Regions from separate parts of the Mus musculus genome. Here region 2 is linked to region 1. A link is a loop called in an ENCODE intact Hi-C map of the cell type or tissue named here. Cell type or tissue: left cerebral cortex. All regions are shown on one strand.

Region 1 (8,000 bases):
AGATGAAGTAGTGCCTTATGGGTAGACAGGATGGCTAGGAGGACTATGGACAAGAGTTGCCAAAAGGCTCTCTCTAGATTCTGGAGTGGCATAGACTGCCTGAATAGTGGTCAAGGTAATGGAGAAAGAAATGAGGGCTGGATAGGACAGAGAAGATAGAGATAGAATTGATGTTGGGCAGAGCTGCAGAGCCGAAGCATGTGAGCATGCTCAGGTGGCTGTGTGTGACAGTGCTGAGGTGGTGGCTGTGTGTGACAGTGCTGAGGTGGTGGCTGTGTGTGACAGTGCTGAGGTGGTGGCTGTGTGTGACAGTGCTGAGGTGGCTGTGTGTGATGCTGCTGAGGTGGCTGTGTGTGATGGTGCTGAGGTGGAGACTGTGTGTGACAGTGCTGAGGTGGTGGCTATGTGTGACAATGCTGAGGTGGCTGTGTGTGATGATGCTGAGGTGGCTGTGTGTGATGGTGCTGAGGTGGAGGCTGTGTGTGATGATGCTGAGGTGGAGGCTGTGTGTGATGATGCTGAGGTGGAGGCTGTGTGTGATGATGCTGAGGTGGAGGCTGTGTGTGATGGTGCTGAGGTAGAGGCTGTGTGTGATGGTGCTGAGGTAGAGGCTGTGTGTGATGGTGCTGAGGTGGAGGCTGTGTGTGATGATGCTGAGGTGGAGGCTGTGTGTGATGGTGCTGAGGTGAAGGCTATGTGTGATGATGCTGAGGTGGAGGCTGTGTATGATGGTGCTGAGGTGGAGGCTGTGTGTGATGGTGCTGAGGTGGAGGCTGTGTGTGATGGTGCTGAGGTGGAGGCTGTGTGTGATGGTGCTGAGGTGGATGCTGTGTGTGATAGTGCTGAGGTGGTGGCTGTGTGTGATGGTGCTGAGGTGGAGGCTGTGTGTGATGGTGCTGAGGTGAAGGCTATGTGTGATGATGCTGAGGTAAAGGCTGTGTGTGATGGTGCTGAGATGAAGGTTGTGTGTGATGATGCTGAGGTGAAGGCTGTGTGTGATGATGCTGAGGTGAAGGCTGTGTGTGACAATGCTGAGGTGAAGGCTGTGTGTGACAATGCTGATGTGGCTGTGTGTGATGATGCTGAGGTGGCTGTGTGTGATGGTGCTGAGGTGAAGGCTGTGTGTGATGGTGCTGAGGTGGAGGCTGTGTTTGATGGTGCTGAGGTGGAGGCTGTGTGTGATGGTGCTGAGGTGGAGGCTGTGTGTGATGGTGCTGAGGTGGAGGCTGTGTGTGATGATGCTGAGGTGGAGGCTGTGTGTGATGGTGCTGAGGTGGAGGCTGTGTGTGATGATGCTGAGGTGGAGGCTGTGTGTGATGATGCTGAGGTGAAGGCTGTGTGTGACAATGCTGAGGTGAAGGCTGTGTGTGACAATGCTGAGGTGGCTGTGTGTGATGATGCTGAGGTGGCTGTGTGTGATGGTGATGAGGTGGAGGCTGTGTGTGATGGTGCTGAGGTGGAGGCTGTGTGTGATGGTGCTGAGGTGAAGGCTGTGTGTGATGATGCTGAGGTGGAGGCTGTGTGTGATGGTGCTGAGGTGGAGGCTGTATGTGATGGTGCTGAGGTGGAGGCTGTGTGTGATGGTGCTGAGGTAGAGGCTGTGTGTGATGGTGCTGAGGTGAAGGCTGTGTGTGATGATGCTGAGGTGGAGGCTGTGTGTGATGGTGCTGAGGTAGAGGCTGTGTGTGATGATGCTGAGGTGGAGGCTATGCAAGGATTGTAAGGGCTGGGGAGAGAAAGGACTCTCAACTGCACAGGGTTTTTGTCGCCATTTCATTGCCTGGCAAACTCTTATTCATCTTTCAATTAATTAACCCAGATTAATTGTAACCTTTACTTCAAACTCTCCTCCCACCTAGTTCCTCTTTCAGACTCCCTTATACACTCACTAACCCTCTCATTCTATCACTTGCTGTACAGAACACATTATAATTTCTCTGGTCTTACTACTGGACTACATAAGGAGGGTCTGGGGGAGGGGTCAACTTTCTATCCCTGGCATTTAAAACTGTGCCTGGGATATATATTAGATGACTGGGAAACATGCAATAAATGAACTATTATTGGTAATGACAAAGGGGGAATTGAGTAGAAGGGACAGCCAAGGGAGATAAAATATGAACCACACAGGTTGTATTGTTATAACAGGATTCCACATCAGCCCTGGTGAGGGTACTGTTGAAGGCTTTTAGAAGATGATGGATCTCAAAAGAAAAGGTAGAAATACTGAGGTAACACCAAACACTGAGAAGAAACTTAGAGAAGAGCAGGAGACATTTTTAGATGGGGCTGAAAGGCATAAGAAGAAGTGTCTTAATTTCCTGGGGACACTCATATTTCTTGGTGCAACCATAAAAGCCAGGGACACTCAGGATAGATTTTTGTACAGGAATCAGAGTGGTTGTGAGCGGCATGCTCCTAGCTGGAGAGGTGTGTCAGCAGGTGGGTTTGTGGCACTTTCTAGGCAGTGATCCTGTAACTTTGTAAAGACAGCTTTTCATGTTTGGACACACACACACACACACACCCCATTTTAGAACAATAAGGAAAGTGAAAGCTATATAAATTCTAACATTACTTTAACTTGCTCTTTATCCAACTGTTTCACGGTGTGTACCCTTTCTCAGGCTTCCCCATTGTCCTCTGCCTTGCATCCATCTAGCAATGGGGGAGGGGGCATTTGTTTGTTTGTTTGTTTATTCATGTTACATTCCGATTCCAGCCCCCTTCCTTCCTCTCCTCCTAGTCCCACCCTCCCTCCCACTTCTCCCATTCCCCTTCTAGAAAAAGGGAGCCCCACTCCCTGTACCAACCCACCCTGGCACATTAAGTCACTTTAGGACTAAACACATCTTCCACTGAGGTCAGAGATGGCAGCCGAGTTAGGGGAAAGAGATCCAAAGGCAGGTGACAGAGTCCAAGTCAGAGACAGACCCCTGCCCCAATTATTAGAGGACCCACTTGCTCTTTGGTTGGGGGTTCAGTCTCTGTGGACTGGGGAGGGGAGGGGGCATTTTTTGAGTGTTACGGAGGCATACTGTTAATTACTGGTTAGTGCACATGAGAGTCCCCAGAAACAAGAACCATCAGGCCTCGCATGTCAATAGTGTCAGGGTTGAGAAATCCTGCCAAGGTGGCACACGCCTTTAATCCCAGCACTTGGGAGGCAGAGGCAGGAGGGTTTCTGAGTTCGAGGCCAGCCTGGTCTACAGAGTGAGTTCCAGGACAGCCAGGGCTACACAGAGAAACCTTGTCTCGAAAATCCAAAATGAATGAATGAATGAATGAATCAATCAATCAAGGACACAGGGCAGGTGTTGGGCTGCCCTGGTTTAAGATTTTTGTGGGCGCTGCGTTTTTTCTCGCTGTTCTGCAATGTGCCAGAAGAGGGCGCTGGAAGATTTCTTTTAAGACTTTAACGAAACCACCGAGTTTGGTCTCGTGCGTTACACCAAAATATCCACAAGATGGCGCCAAAGGATTCCTTTTGAACACATAAGCGAGCCATTCCATCGCAGGTTTTTGTTATTGTTGTTTTGTTGTTGTTTTCCTTTTAAGGATACTAAAAACACTACAGCTACTCCATTTAGCATGAGCAGTTCATAAGGTCAACTGTAAACATTTCCGTTGAAACCTAGATCAAATCACTTTTTTCCTTTTCTACAACTAATCATAGGCATTAGAGAGAACAGTTTTCTGCTTTTATTAACTCAGTAAAGATGGACAGAAAGGGCCGGTAAGATGGTTCCGCAGGTTGAGCCAGCAGCCCTGTAAGCCCGACAACCCTGCATTTGATCTAGACACAAAAGAGAAGGAGAGAATCAACTCACACAGTTACCCTCTGACAACCAACAGTGTCCTGTGACACAAACGTGCCCTGCACCCCAGGATAAACATATGTATTTTTTTTTTAACGATTGAACAAAGATATGATGACAGTACACCAGTGGAGTATTAACAGCCCACCTTGTAGGGGGAAAAAATGGGATTCTTGGCATGTGCTTTAAAGAAACCTTGTGTTAAGGGGTGGTCATGAAGAAATCTGTCTTTCCTGGCTGTGGCTTCTTTTCCATTGCACCTGAGCAGTGGAGAGGTCAAACGGAAGTGAATGAAGCAGAGAAGCTTCCTTTAAGTCCTGGGCTGGCTACATTCAAAGGAAAGCTCACAGCAGGATCTTTACATACTAAATTACAAATAAGTGACTTAGATCAATCAGCAAACCTTTACGCCCATTGTTTCCCACCCTGAGGCTAATGCTGTGAGGTGGAGCCTCAGCAGCCTGCTGGCCTGCAGCGAACACTCACCCAAACCTCCTCCCAGAGAACACTCAGGCTGAGAGCCACTCAACGCACCAAGTGTGCAGAGCTGTGGGGATCATGAAGCCAGGTATGGTGGCTCATGACAGGCATTTGGGAAAAGAAACTTAGAGTTCAGGCCTAGCCTGGGCAGTATGGGGAAACCTCCTCTTAGACACTACTACACTACACACACACACACACACACACACACACACACACACACACACACACACGGCCGGGGGTTGGGGAGAACAACAGAGGAGAAAGGAATTCATAGTCTTTCAAGTGTTCCACTACAAATCCATTCAAATAGTAAGAATTCCTCGGAATTTCTTTTCAACCCGCACTTGGTCACATTTGTTGGTACGCATTTATCTATCCATCTATTAATAGCTATCTCTCTATGTATCTTGGCTCACTCTGTAGCCAAGGATGACCTTGGACGTCTCACTCCCCTGCTTCCTTCCACCTCTTGAGAGTCCCCGATCATAAGGCATGGTGACCAGTTTCCACCAAGCTGGGGCCCAGATGCAGAGCTTCATGCCCAGTAGGCGAGCACTCTCCCAACCGATCAACACCTGCCAGCCTTCACATCTGCATTTACGGAAAGAATAAATTTAAGGGTGACTTTGAAGTTTGAAAGAGCCCGGTTTCATCTCTTCCAAATTTGCTAGGAAATCTAGGGGGAAGGGGAAGAGAAAAGAAAGCAAGCGGAGGGGAGAGGAAGCCCCGTGACACGTGTACTTCTCAAATAACTCTACGGGTTTGTGTCTCTTACCTTTATTTGACAGATAGGTAAATGGAGAATTTGAGAAGTTAAACCGTTTTCAAGGTCACTCGACAAGTAAATGGAGGAACAAGCAATCAACTAGATAGCTTAGAAATGCCAAGTACGGGGAGTCTTAATCACACCGGGAACTAACCCAACGGACCATCCAAAACCTTGGCTGTTTATACTGCAGAGAGTTCCGCAGAGGACCATGTTGAAAACAGGTTAGGCACTCCCCCCCCCCCCCCCCCCCCCGGATTTCAACTGGCCGTGACCACAGAAGGTGCACACGGGACCCACGGAGCTTCTCGGCTCGCCCTGCGAAAGTGGTTCCAGGATGCTGGGCAGTTTTCAGACTCGTGTAGAAAATGAGCTTTCAGGCTTGTGTCCGTGCCCTGCTAGTGAGAACTGCCAGGCTTCTTCCAAGATGGTAGCTTCCCTCTTCTGTTTATTGATAGACCATAAAAAGAAAAGTGCTTGTGAGCAGCTTAAGTGCATGAACAATCTAATTAAAATAATTAAGGTAATAGCTTGTGGGAAAAAAAAAAAAAAAAGAGCAGTAAAGCTAATTATTCCAGAGTGGCTGTGTGGGAGGGGGAGAATTGCTGACATTCTTTAGGTCCCAGCAGCTGGGAAAGCTAAGATGATTGAACGGATCTCTTCTGGGGTTATGGCTCCCCTCCTCCCCAACCTCCACTTAACCTTCTTCTCATCTTGAGTTTCAATTTCCTTCTTGGCAACAATTGTAAGGTGATGACCCTCTGATGCCTCTCAGTCCAGATTAGCCCTTCTAGTCAAACACTCCGCTCTTTTCTTTTTAAACCCAGAGAACTATGTGTGTTTAGAACGGGAAGGGCTTCTGGAGAGATAGCTCAAGTGATTAAAGGACACTGAAGAGGAACGGCTACTCTTCTGCAGGACCTGGGTTCGATTCCCAGCACCCACGTGGTGGCTCGCAACTGTCTGTATCTCCAGTTCCAGGGTATCTTGTCTGGCCTTTGCAGCCATAAGACTGGCACATAGTACACAGAAATACATGTAGGGAAAACATAAATATACTTAAGAAATAAAAATTATTAAAAATAATTAAACTTAAAATGAGGGAGCCCCGGTGTCAAAGCTGTAGAGCAAAGGAAGCTGTAGAAATAATGTACAGGGGGCACAGCCTCTTTGCAAAGGTCTCCACCATGGTTCTAATCAGTACTGGTCCAGCCCTTGCTGAGTTGAGCAAGCGTGAGGAAAATGAAGACTGTGACTGCTTGGGCTGTGATCTAGAGTCTTTTTGTTTCATTTTTGAGCTTCACCTGGTTCCATTAATATCCTAACGTGGGTGGGAGGAGCTCCACATTCACACTTGCTGCTGAACACACACATGCACACACACGTATGCACACACACATGCACACACACATGCACACAAATGCACACATACAATATGATTTACACAAGAAGCTGTGCAAATGGGTATTCGAGGGAGGATTTTCTCTTGTGCACCTTTCCTGTGATGACCTCTAAGGAAGGGAGAATTTCTTGTCTGTGCAGGCTGGGTACATGTATGTATGGCGGACTGTTAGCCAGCTCTCTTCCTTCTCTCCCCTCCCCTCCCCTCCCCTCCTCTTCTCTTCTCTTCTCTTTGGTTTTTCAAGAGAGGGTTTCACTGTGTAACCCTGGCCACCCTGGAAATCGATCAGTAGAGCAGGTTGGCCTCAAACTCAGAGATCTGCCTGCCTCCACTTCCTGAGTGCCGGAACCTAAGGCAAGCGTCACCATGCCCGGCTACTGTTAGCTTTCTCATAGTTAGCTTGTGAGTACCTTTGTATCTGCATGGATGTGCACTCCTTAAACACATCAGAGCCTCAAGAAGAGCGAGCAATACAACCTGTCCCCAGTTCTTCCTTCACCTAGGGACCCAAGATGCACCCTGCAGAATATGATAATGATGCCCATAAATGATTGTCAATAAACACCTACGATAGAAATTCTATGAAAGTGGCCAAAGTCTAAAATATTGGATTATGAAAATTTTAACAAAAAGACACGTTCCTCTAATGGGACTCTTTTGTCTAGTGGCCGCATGTGTTTCTGTGTGCCTTATCATCTTACCTTTCTAAAGTTTAACTCTTTTCTTCCTTGCTTCTGAGTGACAAGGGAAAGCTGGCCATTTCCTGCTTTCTCTTGGTCAGCTCTTGCAATTGACCAGATTTACTTTGTCCTAGTGTCCCAGAGCATCTGTCTTCCCAAGGCGCCCTCCAGCATGCAAGACAAGGCAGTATTATTGACTCGATAGCTTTTTTTTCCCTCCACTAAGGACTTGGCTCCTCTTTAAGTCATCTTAGTTTATTTGAGGGGAAATCCTAATGGCCCTTGATTTGTCACTGTTAGCACACTGTTACCGTGTTAGACGCCTGTGCTTGCCCACACCCCCAAGAAAGAAAAGATGCTAAAATTAATTCAAATAAAATCTCATGTAAAACTGATCAAGTTCCCAGTGCCAGCCCTCACGCACTGTCACCCTAAGGTATTCCAGGAATCTCTTCGGGGTGTCTGTCTGGAAGGCCTTTTTTCCATCACTGTCTACTTCAGATTGTCTGCCTCACTTTTACACCCTCTTGCTATTGTTCCAAACACAGAACCAACCCCTCTCCCCCGTTTCTTCTTTTTGAAGCGTGCTGGCTTTAGAAATCGGAGGCATCTGTTTTTCCTAGGGTACCTTTAGCTCATTCTCTGTGTGTGACACTTCTTCCTTTATTAGTTTGGAGCAGTCAATTCCTTTCCAGAACTGGACTCTTAAGAATCCTGAGATTGCCTTATTATCCACTTTGTCCCTAAGTCAGCCCTTTGTAGTAGTATCTGCTCTTCTAATCCTATTTAGCATCTTCATTCTGCTTTATAATCACCTCTCCCTGCTCCTCTGCCCCCTTTAAATGACTGAG
Region 2 (8,000 bases), 410 kb after region 1:
AACCGAAAGAGGTGAAATATACTGTGAAAGTGTGTTTTTACCGACAATTTTGATTTTTTTAACGGTTTGCATAAATTAGGGGTTTTGTCGGTACAGTGAATTTTTAAAAACTATGCATACTGGCACTTGGTGAAGTGAAACGCTCACTCTGTGCAAAGCTAGTTTTGTCACTTGTCAGAAGGGGACAAGACAGTAACTCTTGCCTCTAGCTGGCAGGCAAAGCCTGTCAACTCCAACCTGTCTCCTTTCGTGAAGAAAGCAGACAACCCCAGAAATGCAGATTTCTGGGCCCCATTCCAGATCCACCGAAATGGAATCATGAAATGACCACAGAGATCTGCCTTTTTTAAAAAACAAAACAAACAAACAAACAAAAAAACAAAACAAGATCCACTCGAGATTCCGGAGGCGGGGTGGGGTGAGGTGAGGTGGTGTACTTCTAATGCCTTCGGACTAGCTTGCGCATCCTGTTTTCTTGACCCTGCTGGCAGTCACTGTCAAGCTCCAGACGTGGAATGTCACTCGAGACCCAGGCCTATCTCAAGCTCTCATTTAGGCCAAGGTCGAGCACCTGGATTCTCTACTGCCTCCCTGTTCTCTCGACTGGGATCGGTCCGGGTCTGCTAAAGGGGTCTGAAAGCTCCCGGAACTCCAGGTAAGGGTTGCGGAGAGCAGCGGGAATGGTGTGTGGCTGTGCTGGGAATTAAGCCGTTTAGAATACAAAGAAAAGGAGTAAAAGACAGAAATCAAAGATAATTTCCTCGGTGACAAAAGAAAAATGTTCCGACTCCGCCGGGACTCGAACCCGGAACCTTTGAATGCCTTCAGCCTCTAGAAGTCCAATGCGCTATCCATTGCGCCACGGAGCCACCTGTTGGAGGTTCCGCGCATCTGCCGTATTAAGCTAGAGGCAACGGCCCTGCTCCCGGGCCGACACCATCGCGGCCGCCTCCGTCGCCGGAGCCCACCCGCCGCGCCTAGGTCACCTCCAACGGTAACGGCGAGGCCGGCGAGCGCCCAGCCGCCCGGGAACCGCCGCTGCTCAGCTCAAGGGCCGCGGCTGCGGGCCGTGGGTCGGGAAAGCGCAGCGGGAGCCAGTCGTCCGTGGCCGACTCCGCCTGTCCCTCCCCGGCTCCCCGCCTGCCCCGCAACCCCGCCTACCGGTGTCCGGAGGCCGCTCCCCTCCGGCCCGGGCCGCCGAGGCTGCAGGCCCAGACCGGCCGTTGCGCCGTCGCGCCGGGCACTTCTGTCGCCACCTGCGAGAGGCGAGGGCGAGCGGCCGCGCCCGGGGCTACGAGGCGAAGGCGGCGACCCATCGCGGGGCCCCCGGGCTCTTCCCTGACGCCTGGACCTGCGGCTGCGAGTGCGGGCCGAGGCGACGTCTGTGTGCGTGCTTGTGCGTGTTTATCTGCGCGGGGCTTCGGGGAAACGGGGTTTGGGTTGCATTTCGCTCCCCACAGACCCAGAGCCGAATTTCTGAGGTATCCGGGCTCTGGTGGCCTGAGGGGGGCGACGCGCCCCGCACCGAGGCATCCTCCCGGGAGCTTTATCCACTATGCCGCCGCCGCCGAGGAGCGGCCGAGCCGCGCAGCCGCCGATGCCCGCGCGCGCCCCACGCGCGTCCGAGTGGGCGGCCTCTGGAGGCGGACGGCGCGGGTGGGGATCGCGCGGGTGCGAGCGCCTCGGCTGCAGGGCGCGCGGCCGAGCGTGATGGCGGGGTCCCCACATCCCCCACCCGCCCGGTGCCAGCGCTGGACCCCGCATTTCTTTGCTCAGAAGGGCGGGGTCGCCGCGAATCTGAGCGGCGGCGTGGGAGGGAGTGGGTCTTCGGTTCCCTAATCCCCTCCCCATCTCCATCAGGGCGACCCCGAAGCCCGAGGGAAGAGAACTAGCTAAATAATAAAAGCCCAGTTGCTAGGCAACGGCCGCTGCCAGACAAAAGCCCAGGCTCCGGCTCCAATCAGCGTGCGGCTCTCTCGACCCCGCCTTCTTAGGACTCGCGTGGTGCGACCTGACGCTGACACCTCTGCACCAAACCAGCTTCCGTCTGTGCCCACCGGGTGGTCTCTGCCAGGCAGAATTGGCCATCAAAGGATAGGGTCTTTGCCTCGCACGGTTCGCTAAAGGGGGAGAGGAAATTCTCAGTGGGGAAGGGCATTTTTATATTAAGGGGTAAGTATCAGCGTCCCCATTATCGAAGGGAAAACCGCAGCTACAGTAAGTTAAATCACACACATAGGAGTACCCCAGCTAGTGAGGCAAACTATAAAGAGTCAGACTTTATTCTACCTTGCAGGCTGATTACATTATCTTTCACGGCTTTATCGATATTGACAGAACACGTGTGGACTATTGACGACAAAAGCAGTAGCCAGAGGGGCAGCATGTTTATGAGTTCCCTGAACTCGGATTCTCTGAGGAACAAGGCATATGGGCCCCAGATGCATGCTTGCACACAAAATGGTTTTCATTACAGGCGAGGATTGCTGAGCTCAGAAACTACTATGTTTTATGGTGAGCGGCAAGCAAGCCTGTTCTTTGTTCTGTCGGGAGACATTACCTCATCTCAGAATTGCTCCTTGCAAACACAACTCTGAAATAGGGCCCAAAGAAAGTGATTGGCCTGGCGTTCTTGGCATACCCACCAAGAGCATGAAATGACACTGCTGGTGACTTGCCTCTACAGTGACAGAGTTCTGTCTGATGCCAGGCCTATTTCATTCCATAAGAGCACTTTCCTTAACAACAAGGGTCTTAAACATTGTTATGCCTCTTAAAATGGCCAATACCCCTTGAAATAGAACAATACATTAAAACCAGCTCTTTATAAACAGTATCTTTACTGAAGGCTGCAATATGTTACTCGCTGGTGACATCTCAAGGGCTCCAGTGGTTCTTAATACTTGTTTACGGCTCGCGTAGGGAAAGAGACACTCAATGCTCGCTGTGAAAACAATACAAAGAAATTTTACCTGGAAGCGTTGGTGCAAAATCTCCAATTCTGCGGCGTCGTGGACGTGCTTAGCGATTGTGACTCATACTCCAAGTTCTAAGGAAGGAACAATAAAGCATATGCTAAGGAGAGATGTGCAGGTAATCATAATGAACTAAAGAGTTGGAGATAGTTCATGCCTTCCGCTGGTTGAGACCTAAACATTCTCATCTATGAGCAGCAAGACTGAGACAGCATTAGCAGAGATTATGGGGGAACCATGCTTGTGTGAAGCATTTAAGACAAGGTCCTACGGCTGGATGTACGGCAGATAACGTGGTGCTTCTCAGCCAACAAGCGGTTTATAGAGTCTCTTTTCCAGGGGCAGGTGTATTATCCTAGAAAAAGAATGAGGACGTGTACTGGGTTGCTATATGAAGAGAATAATTTAATGGGGTTTTGCTCTCCGTTATAAACTAAGAGCTGACTGGGAATATAGAATAGACAGCAATTATACATCTGAACCAAGAACTCCTGCTAGGACAAAAAGCAACCTCTCCCTGTCAGCAGAGGGAGCCAGAGCATGGGCTACAGTCGCCTCCTACAGAGGGCTCTGCTCTTCCCTAGAGTTGCCACCCCCCAAGACAACTGTGACTCAGCAACAATACCCTGTTTGGGTGTTCAAACCCAATACACAGCGTTAGGGGCTGCGTTTGTCTGGCAGGATTAGCTCCAAGTTGCTACATTGTTCTAGGTGCCCTTGGATGCATGTCTGCATTCTCCTGAATCTCTAAAGAGCTGTGTTGCTAGCAACTTTTATTAGCTTTGCTTTACTCTAGAGGGTACCATTGGTGAATATTTGGTATGGCACAGGCCTACTGTGAGAGGTAAAGTATAAATTTATCATCAAGGACTGCACATTCCCTGAGAGGTATGTAGCCTATGGATATGAAGCAATATAAATATAATGTAAATATAGATTTCATATATAAGGTAATGTATGAAAAGTAGAAAATTGTAATTGGGTATCTCTGAGAGCAAAGTATCTTTTAGCCTGAATCCCCAAATAATAAGCACAGACTACTATATAATATGTGGTAGGAGTTTGAGGTCATGAACTGATGTTCAAGTCTTGGCTCTGCCTCTTGTTTTCAAGACTTGATTCTGAGCCTTCTTTTCCTGGTCTGAGAAACCATCACAGTACTGTGAGGACTAGTGCTTGCAGGAATTTACCTCAGTGCTGGCACAATGTAAATGTGACAGCTGGCTTTTGATATTGTTGTTAGCAGTCATCTGTCAATCGAGAAAGCCAGAACTCTCAGGTCCTGGAGAAACAGGGTTCAGACACAGCCTCAGTTAAGCTTGTTGCAACTCCCAGTCTCCCTGCCCTGCCCTACACAGCGCGTATCAAGCCTGCTACCACTTATCTCCTCTGCCTGAAAACACTGGAATTCAAATTCAAGGTTTTCCCGAAGTTTGAACAGCTAATTGTTTTCAGTTGTTCAACTACAGCCATAAACAAGGGTGTAGACCACCCCAGAGGACTTTTGAAGACAAGTGTCTTGGCAGAGAAAACCTGGAGCAACATTTAAGAGTTGGAACTTTTTTCCTAAAATATTTAAGTGCTGAGTTTCAGCCAGGCAAGTAACTAAACCATACTAAGCATCAAGATGTGACTAAAGGAAAGAGAATAAAAATTTCAAAGGTGAAGAAATGTAGACATTGAGCCAGCGAGAACTCTTAGCTTGTACCTGCTCCTGCTGCCAAGCCTGCGGATCCAAGTTCAGTGCCCAAGACCCGCAGGCTGGAAGGAGAAAACTGACTTCTGAAAGTTGTCTTCTAGTCCCTGACACCACACCACACACACACACACACACACACACACACACACACACACTTTTAAAGTAATTCAGATATCAGAGGGGGCGGGGAGGAGAGAGCAGAGCAGAAAAATGGAGGTGAACGAATCCTCATGGAGGTATGGGGTGGGGGAGGGGAGGCTAGGAGGATAATCTGGGCAGACAGGAGTGCAGGCCAGGCTTGGCAGAGGAGCTGGAGCAGGCTTGATTCAGATTGTCGGCCTGATGCAATAGGCAGTGGGAAGCTGAGTAGCGTAGTCAGAGGGCCAGTGAGATGTTATACCCCATTTTTGCTGCCAAGAGGTTGGACAAAGGCCCAGACTGACCTAGATCTTTCATACTAGACAAGCATCGTACCCAGATAAGCCAGAGTGCCTTACTGGTCCCTGGGAAAAGATTTCAATTAGTAATAATTGTTCCAGGAATACAGTTCATTGGCGATGATATACTGCCTCTGGACCACTGATGGAGACAAGTACTCTCCTTGTTCTCCCGAAGGGGCATTGGAAACTAGCAAGGTCAGACAAAAGAGCACAGAGAAGCACAGCAAATGGCTTCCGGGTTAGGTGTTAAAACTCATTATTTTACTAGGGCTTCTCTTCCTAGCTCTAAATCCATATTAAGCAGGTATCAAGATTCCACTCCCAAATCTCAGAATTAATCTGATCATTCTCCTTGTTGCCCCTCCATGTCTTAGAGTAATTGTAGCCTTTTGCGTTGTACTGGAGGGAGGTTGTAGGCTGAGGAAGGAGAAGTCATATCACTAATGATGTTCATCTCAGCCTATCAGCACATTGTTAGTGTACTGATACAGAGGATTTAGAGCAGCGCCAGGATGATCCAGGCAAGACTGAGCATGGAGCTTCAGCTAGGTTATGACCATACCCCAGCCCTGGAGATGATGGTTAAAGAAGATCCTAGAGCCACAGTGTCTGTTCTTTGGGGGCTTCAGCTGTTTCTTCCTACCACATTTCTATCATAGAGCCCCACAGATGACCCCAGCGGACCCCCACAGTTGACCCCAGCAAGCCCTTGTCTTAATTTTTGTCAACACATTGCTTTCTTTTCCTTTTTTCTTCTCTTCTCTTCTCTTCTCTTCTCTTCTCTTCTCTTCTCTTCTCTTCTCTTCTCTTCTCTTCTCTTCTCCTCTCCCCTCCCCTCCCCTCCCCTCCCCTCCCCTCCCCTCCCCTCCCCTCCCCTCTCCTCTTCACTCTGTAGACCTTGCTGACCTTGAACCCGGAGATGCACCTATGTCTTCCTCCCAAGTGCAGGGATTAAAGGCACGCACCACACCCACCACCACCTGGCTAGGTTTCATAATCTAACTAGAAATAACATCACTTTTAAAATTCCTTCATTTGCTACTGCGTTGTAAGAATCTTTTCTTGGTCTGTTTTTGAACCAGTTCCCTGTGCTGGCTTAACCTGGCTGTGTAGCCCACGATGATCTTGAACTTTTGATCCTCCTGCCTCCACCTTCCAAGTGCTAGTATTACAGGCCTGCACTTGCACCACCAAGCCCACTGGTACGTAGTGGTGAGGATGAACCCATTGCTGTGTGCATGCTAGGCAAGCATTCTACCAACTAAGCTACACCCTCAGCCCCCACGTGCCAGAGCTTTCAAATGGCATCTGCTTTACCTTGTCTCCGCCAAGCCCTAGCAAGTTATGTAGGAACTGGGTTTTTGCAGGCAGGGGTAGTTTTCGAAACCTCATCCATTCCCCACCCTGTGATCACATAACCTTATTATTAAATTTAAGACCAACTACTGTTGAGGTAGCCTGGCTGGTCTCTGAAGAGTGAAAAAAGAGGAAGAGAATGTCTCAGACATGCCTGGCTGAGGGCGGGGATCAGGGGGCAGAATGATGGGGTGGGTGAGTTTGGAGGCAGCCGTATGACACTGAGAAATTAATTCTTTTCACAACTTAAGAGAGAGAAGAAACTCCATTCATTCTCCCTCCCTCCCACTGGGGATCAAACTGAGTTCATTAGGCTTGCTCAGCACGCACCTGTGTCCACTGCCGTCCTGCCTGTCCCTGGTTGTTTGGGATAGGATTTCTCTGTAGTAAAGGCTGGCCCGGATTTCCCCACATAGCCCAAACTGGGTTTGAGCTTTTTATGCTCCTGTCTCAGCTTCTCAAATACTGGGGTTACAGACGTCTGTTACCCTGCTTGGGTACAGAGAATCATTTCTGTTTCTCGGTGTTGTCAGGAGGAGCTGGGATGCTGACACTCACATGCCTGCAAGGTCTGATAATAGTGATTTGTTGTTGATTCACACATTATTCCAGGCTTTGGCAGCTTAAAACAATAAAATCCTATCATCTCTGTTGCTCAGCTGAGGGGTTCTGGCTCAGGGTACCTCTCTAGGTTTTCCGGGATAGTAATTATCTGGGGTTCACTGAGGCTGGGGACCTGGTTGGAAGGAGGTATCGGTTCCTCGCCCCTCCAGAGAGGCCTGCTTTAGATAAAAGACACAATTATCCTAGTAAATATGACCGAGTCAAATCATGCCATACATGCCTCATTGCACACCTGTCCCTGTGATAAGCAGACAGACATGGCACCTCCTGGCTGCCAGGTAAAGGGTGGCATGGCTCTCGGGTGGCACAACTACCTTGGTGACTTGGAGCGGTGATTTCATCCCACTCATCAGACCCCCTTACCCTATTTACATTTTTCTCTATTAAACTGTTTTTACTTCTTTACCTGTTCAGTAAATAACCCCTAGGTGCCTGTTTAGGCTGGGTATTTTGTGGGGTTCAGTATAAGAATAAAGCGTTGCCCATCTTTCTGGAGCTGACCCCAGCCATGACCTCCCTGGTTCCCATAATCTCTTCCTTCCCCGCTCTTCTGGTTCACGTTCTCTCACTGGGGACATTGCTCTGCCACACTTTGTTTCTCCTGTCTCTTTCCCTACAGGGGTTTTGGGCACATACATGTCCACCCTGAACAGGGACTACTGGCTTCTCTCCCAAAGCATATTTATGCATATACTCATGTGCATACAAGTGCAAGCATACACACACATAAGCATGAATGCACACAATCAAGCATGCTCATGCAGACATACACATATTCGAATATGTACACACACACACACACACACACACACACACACACTCATGTGCACATACCACCACTCCTACCTGTCTTTCTGGTCTTAGTTGCCTCTTGTTTTACTCTTCAGCTTCAACATTCCTTCCTGA

What was found. Hi-C counts contacts between places; a loop is a spot of excess contacts. Peaks named below come from ENCODE experiments on the same cell type or tissue, not always from the same donor. Only the 100,000 strongest peaks of a DNase experiment are listed, where the experiment ranks them.
Region 2: a loop joins it to region 1, with 3 times the contacts of the local background. A loop is called at or near these places in 4 of 42 quality-filtered maps.

What each region holds. Positions count from the first base shown.
Region 1 is chr3:121,881,666-121,889,665 of GRCm38, forward strand. No RefSeq gene overlaps it. Among named protein-coding and RNA genes, the nearest start is that of Gm34050, 18 kb to the right of the region's middle. In left cerebral cortex, a CTCF peak has its summit at 3,428 (motif pointing right); a DNase peak (open chromatin) is centred at 3,439.
Region 2 is chr3:122,292,164-122,300,163 of GRCm38, forward strand. n-TRtct2 (a tRNA gene) reads right to left here and starts at 869; the gene lies at 785-869. It overlaps Mir760 (microRNA 760), which reads right to left and starts at 1,540; the gene lies at 1,422-1,540. It also overlaps Gm40190. In left cerebral cortex, CTCF peaks have their summits at 892 and 3,493 (motif pointing right); DNase peaks (open chromatin) are centred at 264, 461, 895, 1,135 and 7 more places; H3K4me3 peaks cover 2,569 bases; H3K27ac peaks cover 3,734 bases.